Linked DNA regions of Homo sapiens: region 2 is linked to region 1. Evidence: read pairs that join two places in POLR2A ChIA-PET (ENCODE). Cell type or tissue: endothelial cell of umbilical vein. All regions are shown on one strand. Links, peaks and the distances in the headings refer to the core of each region. The heading gives the core; the rest is flanking DNA.

Region 1 (5,382 bases), core at 218-5,217:
TGTGTCATATAATACTTTTTAACAACATCTGGGGTATTTTAAAACATTCAAAAGAGATAGTAGACTGGGCACAGCAGCTCATGCCTGTAGTCCCAGCTACTGGGGAGGCTGAGGCGGGAGGATCACTTGAGTCCAGGAGATCGAGCGTACAGTGAGCCCTGATTGTGCCACTGCACTCCAGCCCTGGCGACAGAGCAAGACCCCGTCTCAAAAAAAAAAAAGAGAGAGAAATAGTACTTCTTGTTAGCTTTTTTTTGTTTTGTTTTGTTTTTTTGAGATGGAGCCTTGCTCTGTCTCCCAGGCTGGAGTGCAGTGGCATGATCTCGGCTCACTGCAAGCTCCGCCTCCCAGGTTCACGCCATTCTCCTGCCTCAGCCTCCTGAGTAGCTGGGACTACAGGCGCCAGCTACCACGCCTGGCTAATTTTTGTATTTTTAGTAGAGACGGGGTTTCACCGTGGTCTCGATCTCCTGACCTCGTGATCCGCCCGCCTCGGCCTCCCAAAGTGCTGGGATTACAGGCGTGAGCCACCGTGCCCGGCCTCTTGTTAGCATTTTAAGTGTATCAGTTAAATCAGTCAACTGTATCAATTGAATTTGCCCCATAGCAATTCCACCCTCAGAATAAAGTTTCATATCCAAGCTACTGTTAAGATCAAAAGATAGCCCCTAGAGAAAAAGAAATTGATTTTCCTAACATGCAGTAACATTTGAAAATATAGAGCAGTGGGCAGCAAGTCCTGTTTCACAGCCAGCATCACCTACATCGAATCACTGAGGATGTTCATTAAATATGTAGATCCCTGAGCTTCTCTCAGATGTATGGAATTAATTTGGAGGCGAGGTTCTAGAATGTCTTGGTTTAATGAGCACCCAAATGATTCTAATTCATGCCTGAATCTGAGAACCACTGGCCTAGAGTAGTGGTTCTCAAAGTATGGTGTCTGAGCCAGCAACATTTAACATCACCTAGGAACTTGTTAGAAATGCACATTTCAGGCCCCATCCCAGGCCTGCTGAGTTAGACTCTCTGGAGGTGGAGCTCAGCAATCCATTTTAAGTTCTCCAGGTTGTTCTGATGCACACTGAATGAACCACAGTGGCTCATTCAAAAACCACTTGGGTAGGGCCCTGGAAACTTGAGCTTTAATCCTAGTTCTACCTAATACAGCCTAACAGAATGAATCCTTAAGGAAAGTCTCCTTACTTCTCTCTTCTTCAGCTACTAAAGTTGCTGGGGAGGTCCAGTGCCAGGCGTGGTGGCTCACACCTGTAATCCCAACAATTTGGGAGGCTGAGGCGGCCGATCGCTCAAGCTCAGGAATTCAAGACCAGACTGGGGAACATGGTGAAATCCCGTCTCCATAGAAAATACAAAAAATTAGTCAGGCATGGTGGCACGTGCCTTTGGTGGTCCCAGCTACTCAGGAGGCTGAGGTGGGAGGATTGCTTGAGCCCAGGAGGTAGAGGCTGCAGTGAGCCTAGATTGCACCACTGCACTCCAGCCTGGGTGACAGTTGAGACTCTGTCTTAAAAAAAAAAAAAAAAAAGAAAAAAGTTGTTCTGGATTATTTTGGGCTGGGTACTACAACTTCTATGAATCTCTAAAGTATATTGTAGGAAGATCAGTACATCAGATTAGGTATGTTTCTAAAACTGAAATGGTTAGATTTTGCTTCACAATTCCTGCTGGAAGCTGGTGTCAATTCAGGTATTGATGGAGTCAGGCAGCATGTTCCCTTCCCAAATATTGTAAAGCAAATTGTTTCTCCAAAGTGAAATGTAGTTATACCCACAAGCTTTAAAAATTTAAGAGGGCATCTTCTGGGAAATTCTCAGTTACATAGTCACTGAATTGGAACTGTATGTAATTCCTGCTTCTCTGTTATAACACGTGTAGGCACTAATATATTTCTCTATACTCATTTTGGGGGAAAGAGTAGTCAAGAAGCATTTAACTTTGTGTTTTGATTACTTAGCTAAACAAACTGTTAGCTGTAGGGACTAACTTAGGTGAAATTTATTTTCTTTGAATTATAGACATAGATGATTAATATTACATATTTAATTTTTTAAAGTTGTCTTTAATAAAGAGGCATATAAATATGATTTCATTGTGCCTTAATGTAACTTCTTGACTTAGGGATCATATTTTTAATTTAATATACTTAACATCAATTTTAAGAACCTAAGATTGTCTTATGCTGAGTTTATATAGGAATAGAGTCAACTCCTACATTTAACATCATTTCTGGAGCTGTTAACACTTTATCATAAAAAAACAAGAATTAATAATTGTGCGTGTATATTTGGTAGTATACATAGCTCTAAGCCCTGCTCTCCAGGAAGTCATGACTGCTGATTTAAACATAATAGGTCCATAAATTATAACTGTTAGGCTGAGCTTTATTTTTCATTGTATGTTTTGTAACTGTTTTTGGTTGTTATCTTCAGATTATCTAGTAATAGTCAACAGTGTATTGAGTACTTTGCTCCAGACTGAAATCCTAACATTTTTCTTTTTCAGGACTTGGAAGGAGTAGATATCATCCTAGGTGTCTGCTCTAGTGGCCTTCTGGTTTACAAAGATAAGCTGAGAATTAACCGCTTCCCTTGGCCCAAAGTGCTGAAGATTTCTTATAAACGTAGTAGCTTTTTCATCAAGATTCGGCCTGGAGAGGTACAGAATTTATATTTCCTTCCTCCCAAACCAGACACAGTCTGTATCTGAAATATCTACATTTCCATTTTCCTTATTAAGTCATCTGAGAAGTCTCTCTATAGTTAACTATTGAAGGGCTGATAATTCCGTTTTCTAAGTTGATCAGTCCTGTGATGCTACTTCTTTTCCTTACTACTGGTCTTCTGGACATTTCACTTTTTGTAAGTAAATATACCATTGCAAAAAGTTAAACTTGGACTGATACATTTGTTCCTTGTTTACGCCAAGCAAAAACTTAATGGAAAAATATTTTTAAATTGAGTAGCATGAGATTTTAAAATTATTTATAGGGATAAATTACTCATGTTTGGCATCACCAATCCTTTATCTCATATAATTAAAATTTATTTGTATGCATAGCTTCTCGTGGTTACTGAGAGTGAGTTCTAGGGCCAAGTTCTAGATTTTTAATAAGAGTTGGATGTTCAACTTTGTACCAGTTAATTCATTTATTAGTTGGTTTGGGGATATACTAATGCTGGCCAAATTTAACTTTTGTATTGAAGAGCCATTATGGAATAGCATAAAATTGTTTAAGTAGGAATTAAAGTTTTTTAAAAAGTTCTGACTTCTTTTCTGCCACATACTAAGCAAAAGACCTGGACAAATCTAAGGCTCAGCTTCCTTGTCATTTGGGCAGGATAATACCTTCTCCATCATAGTTATTTGAAGATCAAATGAGATGACAGCTGTGTAAGTTCTATATAGGAAATGATACTAACCTAAGGTGGCTTTTGTGTGTATATATCACCATCTGCTGGTGAATAATGGCTAATTATTTGTGCCTGCAAATTCTGGATGTGGAGCCTTAAAAATCTTGGATAGGGATTACCATAGAAGCATTTATTTTGTACCATAATTATTTTACCTATGCCTAGCACAGAGCAGTCAGTGTCTTCCCTTAAAATTTCAAATTCAAGAGTTATTCAATCAACAAATATTTATTGAGAGCTTTCCTGTGTTGGACACTATTCTAGGGACTAGGAATATAACAGCAAATTAGAATCTCATCCCTCACACACGTTAATATGAAAATGGGAAATCCTTAGCTTCTAAAAATGTAGAATTCTTATTTAGAAGGCAATCAGGAACAACAGGATTTTGAGAAAAAGTATTGTGGCAGCAGTAGATGATTTAGCAGTGGCATGGTATGGTGAAGAGGGTAAAAATCTGGTTCTGTCATTTCATAGCTGTCAGTCTGAGCAAATAACTTCTCTGACCTCAGTTTCTTCATGTCTAAAAATATAGATGATATTATCTAATCATAGTGTTACTGGCAATAGTAGGCACTCAAAATAAATGTCAGTTTCCTTTCCATCTTATAAAATATGCTTAAAGTAGAAATAAAGAGGCAAGAGGTCAGCAGGACAGTGTTTCTAGTAACCCTGGGAGAATATGTTTTGCTTCAGTATAAGAGGAATCTAGATAAATTAATGATCAATCAAAGGAAAAAAGAAATATTTAATGATTCAAGAATCTGAGGAATAAGTTCAAGAGATCTATTGTACAACATGGTGACTATCATTAATAACAATGTATTGTTCTCTTGAAAAATTGCTAAGAGACTAGATTTTAAGTTTTCTCACCACAAAAAAATAATAAGTGTGTCAGGTAATACATATGTTAATCAGCTCAATTTAGCCATTTCACAATGTATACGTGTTTCTTGGGTTTGTTTGTTTGTTGTTTTTTTTTTTTTTTTTTTTTTTTGGAAGAAGAAGTCTCGCTTTGTCACCCAGGCTGGAGTGCAGTGGCGCCATCTCAGCTCACCGCAACCTCTACCTCTCAGGTTCAAGTGATTCTCCTACCTCAGCCTCCTGAGTAGCTGGAATTACAGGCGCGTGCCACCATGCCCGGCTAATTTTTTTTGTATTTTTAGTAGAAATGAGGTTTCACCATGTTGGTCAGGCTGGTCTTGAACTCCTGACCTTGTGATCTGCCCACCTCGGCCTCCCAAAGTGCTGGGATTACAGGCGTAAGCCACCGTGCCTGGCAGGTATACATATTTCAAAACAACATGTTGTAGATGATAAGTATGTACAATTTTTATTTGTCAATTTAAAAAATTGATTTAAAAATCTGGCTTGAACTAAAATCTTTAGCTCCTATTACTAATTTCTATTGCATAATAATATTGATTGATTGGAGGACTTGGTCAATATCCCATTCCCTGTTCATTGAACAGTGTCCCAAATGCAGATAGTGACTAAGGAAAAGCAGTGTCTGGACAATCAAGAGGTGACTTAATTGTGTCTCAGAAAAATGTATAATGAATGTGTGTGTGTTTTCTGGAAAAAAAAAAAAAAGCTTAAATTATATGAGATGCATTCCCTGGCTTTCTTGCTTTGGAAAAAGCCACCCTCAGTGAGTGAATTTCTTTCAGTAAGTAGGAAAAAATTCCAAATGACATTTTATGTCCTTAAATTGGTAACAATGGCCTCTTCTGTGGCACCATATTTCTCTGGTACTGTATCACTGTAATCTGGTACTGTATCACATGTAATACTTCATGTCCCATGTTTATTTGTGTTTTTGTAGCAAGAGCAGTATGAAAGTACCATCGGATTCAAACTTCCCAGTTACCGAGCAGCTAAGAAATTATGGAAAGTCTGTGTAGAACATCACACGTTTTTCAGGTATTATTCTCACTTAAGTATTTTT
Region 2 (5,382 bases), core at 296-5,295, 310 kb before region 1:
ATCCCAGCTACTTGGGAGGCTGAGGCAGGAGAATCGCTTGAACCCAGGAGGCGGAGGTTGTGATGAGCCGAGATCGTGCCATTGCAGTCCAGCCTGGGCAATAAGAGTGAAACTGTCTCAAAAAAAAAAAAAAGATTTGGACTCTTTGTCCCTAGAATTTCCATTCTTAGGCAGCCCTATTTGAGCCCTTTCCAGGTTTCGTTCCCAAGTCCTGGAACACCTTTCTTAGCCCTGAGTTAGGCAATTTGACTTCCTCTAGAGGGTTCTACTTGCCTCAGACTCCCCTATCCACACTACATCATCCTTCCTCTCTAGCTCTTTTGGGAACCATGATTTAGTCCCCAAATTCTGCCATGTTAGTATTTTTGCCTTCCTGCCATGGCAGTAACTCTTTCAACTCTTGAGATGATCATCTTTCCCAACTAAAGGAATGCCACCCCCAGGGCCCAAACCTGAGCATACATTCCTAGACCGCAGTCTTCACTAACTACAACAGCCTTGCTGACACCGTTAGTCACCTGAATTGAAGCCCTTTTGCAATGTGCTTGCATAGTGGCGTTAGGCAAGTTCCCCCAAGACACACGGACTCTAAAAACCCATCTTCTACACCTGATTGATTACCCCTGGCCCACGGCCCTAGGCTTAGACATATCTTGTTTTCCTGGGTAACTTACTTCAGCCCAGTATGAGTAACAATACATATACAAAATATCAGCCGGACGTGGTGGCGGGTGCCTGTAGTCCCAGCTACTCGGGAGACTGAGGCAGAAGAATGGCGTGAACCCGGGAGGCGGAGCTTGCAGTGAGCCGAGATCACACTACTGCACTCCAGCCTGGGTGACAGAGTGAGACGCTGCCTCAAAAAAAAAAAAAAATTACATAAACACATGGATTTATTTTTCTAGTTTGAGAACAAGAATGAACAATAGGTTTGGATTGCATATAAGGGTAAACATGAGGCTGAGTTAGGACCCAGAGAGAAAGAGCTTCCTCACTGGGCTTTGTAGGAGGTACTCTTAAGAAAAGCACACATAGAATTTACCTGATTTCAAAATTTACTTTTTTTTTTTTTTTGTGAGGCGGAGTCTGACTCCGTCGCCCAGGCTGGAGTGCAGTGGTGTGATCTCGGCTCACTGCAAGCTCCACCTCCCGGGTTCGCTCATGCCATTCTCCTGCCTCAGCCTCCCAAGTAGGCGGGACTACAGGCGCCCACCACTACGCCCGGCTAATTTTGTTTTTGTATTTTTAGTAGAGACGGAGTTTCACTGTGTTAGCCAGGATGGTCTCAATTTCCTGACCTCGTGATCCGTCCGCCTCGGCCTCCCAAAGTGCTGGGATTACAGGTGTGAGCCACCGCGCCCATCCTCAAAGTTTACTTTAAAAAAAAAAAAAAAAGGGGCCGGGCGCAGTGGCTCACGCCTGTAATCCCAGCACTTTGGGAGGCCGAGGCGGGCGGATCACGAGGTCACGAGATCGAGACCATCCTGGTTAATACGGTGAAACCCCGTCTCTACTAAAAATACAAAAAATTAGTCGGGCATGGTAGCGGGCGCCTGTAGTCCCAGCTACTTGGGAGGCTGAGGCAGGAGAAGGGCGTGAACCTGGGAGGCGGAGCTTGCAGTGAGCCGAGATCGCGCCACTGCCCTCTAGCCTGGGCGAGAGCGAGACTCCGTCTCAAAATAAATAAATAAAATAAAATAAAATAAAATATTTAAAAAGTCTCTGATGTTTTCTTTTTCTTTTTTTTTTCCTTTGTGAGACGGAGTCTTGCTCTGTTGCCGAGGCTGGAGTGCAATGGCGTGATCTCTGCTCACTGCAACCTCCACCTCCCGAGTTCAAGTAATTCTTCTGCCTCAGCCTCCCGAGTAGCTGGGAGTACAGACATGCGCCACCACGCCCGGCTAATTTTTTGTATTTTTAGCAGAGACGGGCTTTCGCCATGTTGGCCGGGATGGCCTTGAATTCCTGGCCTCAAGTGATCAGCCCGCCTCGGCCTCCTAAAGTGCTGGGATTACAGGCATGAGTCACCACGCCCGGCCCTCTGGTGTTTTCTTAAATATGTCTATACATTATAAAGCAAACTGGATGCCCACAGCCATGATTCAGCCTGAAGACTGACTTACATTTTTTTTCTTTTTTTTTTGAGACGGTGTTTCGCTCTTGTTGCCCAGGCTGGAGTGCAATGGCGCGATGGCGGCTCACCGCAACCTCCGCCTCCTGGGTTCAAGCCATTCTCCTGCCTCAGCCTCCCAAGTAGCTGGGATTACAGGCATGCGCCACTATGCTCGGCTAATTTTGTATTTTTTACTAGAGACGGGGTTTCTCCATGTTGGTCAGGCTGGAATTGAACTCCCGATCTCAAGTGATCCTCCCACCTTGGCCTCCCAAAGGGCTGGGATTACAGGCGTTGAGCCACCGCTCCCAGCCTGACCTACATTTTTGTTGTGTTTTTATTTTTTATTGAACATGTATACACGAATGAATACAAATCATAATTCTACAACTTGATAAGGCTAGTCAACACCCATGAAACCAGCTTCTAGATCAGAAGAAATAAATTACCAGCACCGCACCTACCACGATAACCACTACCTACCTCTTTAAAACTATAGCTTGCTTTTGCCTCTTTTTGAGCTCTTTGTGACTGGCTTTCTTCTTCACTCAACATTATTGAGATTAATCCATAAAGTTGTTTGAAGTTGTAGTTGGTTCTTTCTCATTGCTACATAGAACATGTGACTTTGGCCGGGCGCGGTGGCTCACGCCTGTAATCCCAGCACTTTGGGAGGCCGAGACGGGCGGATCACGAGGTCAGGAGATCGAGACCATACTGGCTAACACGGCGAAACCCCGTCTCTACTAAAAATACCAAAAATTAGCTGGGCGTGGTGGCGGGCGCCTGTAGTCCTAGCTACTTAGGAGGCTGAGGCAGGAGAATGGAGTGAACCCGGGAGGCGGAGCTTGCAGTGAGCCAAGATCGCGCCACTGCACTCCAGCCTGGGCGACAGAGCGAGACTCCGTCTCAAAAAAAAAAAAAAAAAAAAAAAAAGAACATGTGACTTTGCCACAAATGATCCTTCCTACTAATGGTGGGTAGTTTCCAGTTCGGACTACTATAATAATGCCTCTATGAACGTTCCTGGGGCCGGGTGTGGTGGCTCATGCTTGTAATCCCAGCACTTTGAGAGGCCCAGTTGGTACCATTGCTTGAGGCCAGAAGTTCGAGACCAGCCTGGGCAACACTGTGAACCCCATCTCTACAAAAAAATACAAAAATTAGCTGGATGCGGTGATGGCATGCCTGTATTCCCAGCTACTCAGAAGGCTGAGATGGGAGGATCACTTGAGCCTGGGAGGTCTAGGCTGCAGTAAGCCATGATTGCACCACCACACTCCAGTCTGGGTGACAGAGTGAGACCCTATCTCAAAAACAAAACAAAACAGCTGGGCGCGGTGGCTCACGCCTGTACTTCTAGCACTTTGGGAGGCCGAGGTGGGCAGATCATGAGGTCAGGAGTTCAAGACCAGCTTGACCAACATGGTGAAACCCTCTCTACTAAAAATACCAAAATTAGCCAGGCGTGGTGGTGTGCACCTGTAATCCCAGCTACTCAGGAGGCTGAGGCAAGAGAATCACTTGAAACTGGGAGGTGGAGGTTGTAGTAAGCCGAGATCGTGCCATTGCACTGCACTCCAGCCTGGGCAACAGAGCAAGACTCCATTTCAAAAAAAAAAAAAAGAATAAAAAAACAAAAAATAAACTACCATCAGAAGGCTTGACAACAGTGGGTTCACATTTCCTTATAGTAACACTTGACTGGAATGACACATGTCTTAGGACATGACATCTTCACAGACCCTGCCACTTCTATTACAAATGCAGACATGCAGACATATTTATTTTGGTAGCCCTTTTTTTTTCTTAAATTCAATAATCTCTTAGAACACGCTTCCCCCAGAAAACTGCAAAGCTTATTTATTTATTTATTTTGAGACAGAGTCTCACTCTATCACCCAGGCTGGAGTACAGTGGCGTGATCTCAGCTCACTGCAACCTCTGAGTAGCTGGGATTACAGGCATGTGCCACCATGCCCAAGTAATTTTTTTTTTGTATTTTTAGTAGAGACAGGGTTTCACCATGTTGGTGAGGCTGGTCTCGAACTCTTGACCTCAGGTAATACACCTGCCTCGGCCTCCCAAAGTGCTGGGATTACAGGCATGAGCCACTGCACCTGGCCTTTGTTTTTTTTTCTTAAATTCAATAATCTCTTAGGACACGCTTCCCCTAGAAAACTGCAAAGCTTATTTCTTTTTTTTTTTTTTTCCTTGAGACAGAGTCTTGCTCTATCGCCGGCTGGAGTGCAGTGGCGCGATCTCAGCTCACTGCAACCTCTGCCTCCTGGGTTCAAATGATTCTCCTGCCTCAGCCTCCTGAGTAGCTGGGATTACAAGCGTGCCACCCTGCCTGGCTAATTTTTTGTATTTTCAGTAGAGATGGGGGTTTCACCATGCTGATCAGGCTGGTCTTGAACTCCTGACCTCGTGATCAAGGCCTCCCAAAGTGCTGGGATAACAGGCGTGAGCCACCACGCCCAACCTCTTTTTTTTTGAGACTGAGTTTTGCTCTTGTTGCCCAGGCTGGAGTGTAATGGCTCGATCTCCACTGCAATGTCCACCTCCCGAGGTTGGAGCAATTCTCCTGCCTTAGCCTTCCGAGTAGCTGGGATTATAGGCGCCCACCACCACGCCTGGCAAATTTTCCATACTTTTTTTTTTAGTAGAGATGGGGTTTCACCATGATGGCCAGGCTAGTCTCAGACCCCGGACCTCAGGTGATCCACCCGCCTTGGCCTCTCAAAGTGCTGGGATTACAGGCGTGAGCCCCTGCACCTGGCCTGCAAAGCTTATTTCTTCATTTTCTTCAAGTATCTGTTCATATGTTACTTTATCAGAGAGGACTTCCTTAATACCCGCCCTATAAAAAATGGTAACCTCCCCCTGCACTATGGTTCTTGTTTTCCTTTATTCTCTTTACTTTGCTTTATTTTTCTCTGTTTTACTTATGTGATGTATGTTTATTTTCTCCCTCCAACTACAATGGAAGCTCTGTGAGATCAAGGACTTTTCTTTTTCTTTTTCTTTTTTTTTTTTGGAGACAATCTTACTCTGTCGCCCAGGCGGGAATGCAGTGGCACAATGGTGGCTCATTCAGCCTTCACCTCCCTATGCTCAGGTGATCCTCCCATCTCAGCAGGCTGAGCCTCCTAAGTAGCTGGGACTATAGGCACTAATTTTTTTTTTTTTTTTTTTTTTTTTTGTATTTTTAGTAGAGACAGAATTTCACCATGTTGGCCAAGCTAGTCTCGAACTCCTGATCTCAG

Evidence for each region. Peaks named below come from ENCODE experiments on the same cell type or tissue, not always from the same donor. Only the 100,000 strongest peaks of a DNase experiment are listed, where the experiment ranks them.
Region 2: POLR2A ChIA-PET joins it to region 1 with 11 read pairs; 5 of 35 experiments call an interaction of 5 or more read pairs at or near these places.

The regions. Positions count from the first base shown.
Region 1 is chr1:29,030,567-29,035,948 of GRCh38, forward strand. EPB41 (erythrocyte membrane protein band 4.1) reads left to right here. Exons shown (of 21, transcript NM_001376013.1): 9 at 2,527-2,679; 10 at 5,260-5,357. Among named protein-coding and RNA genes, the nearest start is that of TMEM200B, 91 kb to the right of the region's middle. In endothelial cell of umbilical vein, for the core only: a CTCF peak has its summit at 3,498 (motif pointing left); DNase peaks (open chromatin) are centred at 2,525 and 3,445.
Region 2 is chr1:28,720,083-28,725,464 of GRCh38, forward strand. No RefSeq gene overlaps it. Among named protein-coding and RNA genes, the nearest start is that of YTHDF2, 14 kb to the right of the region's middle. In endothelial cell of umbilical vein, for the core only: no CTCF peak of the experiment used is centred there; no DNase peak of the experiment used is centred there.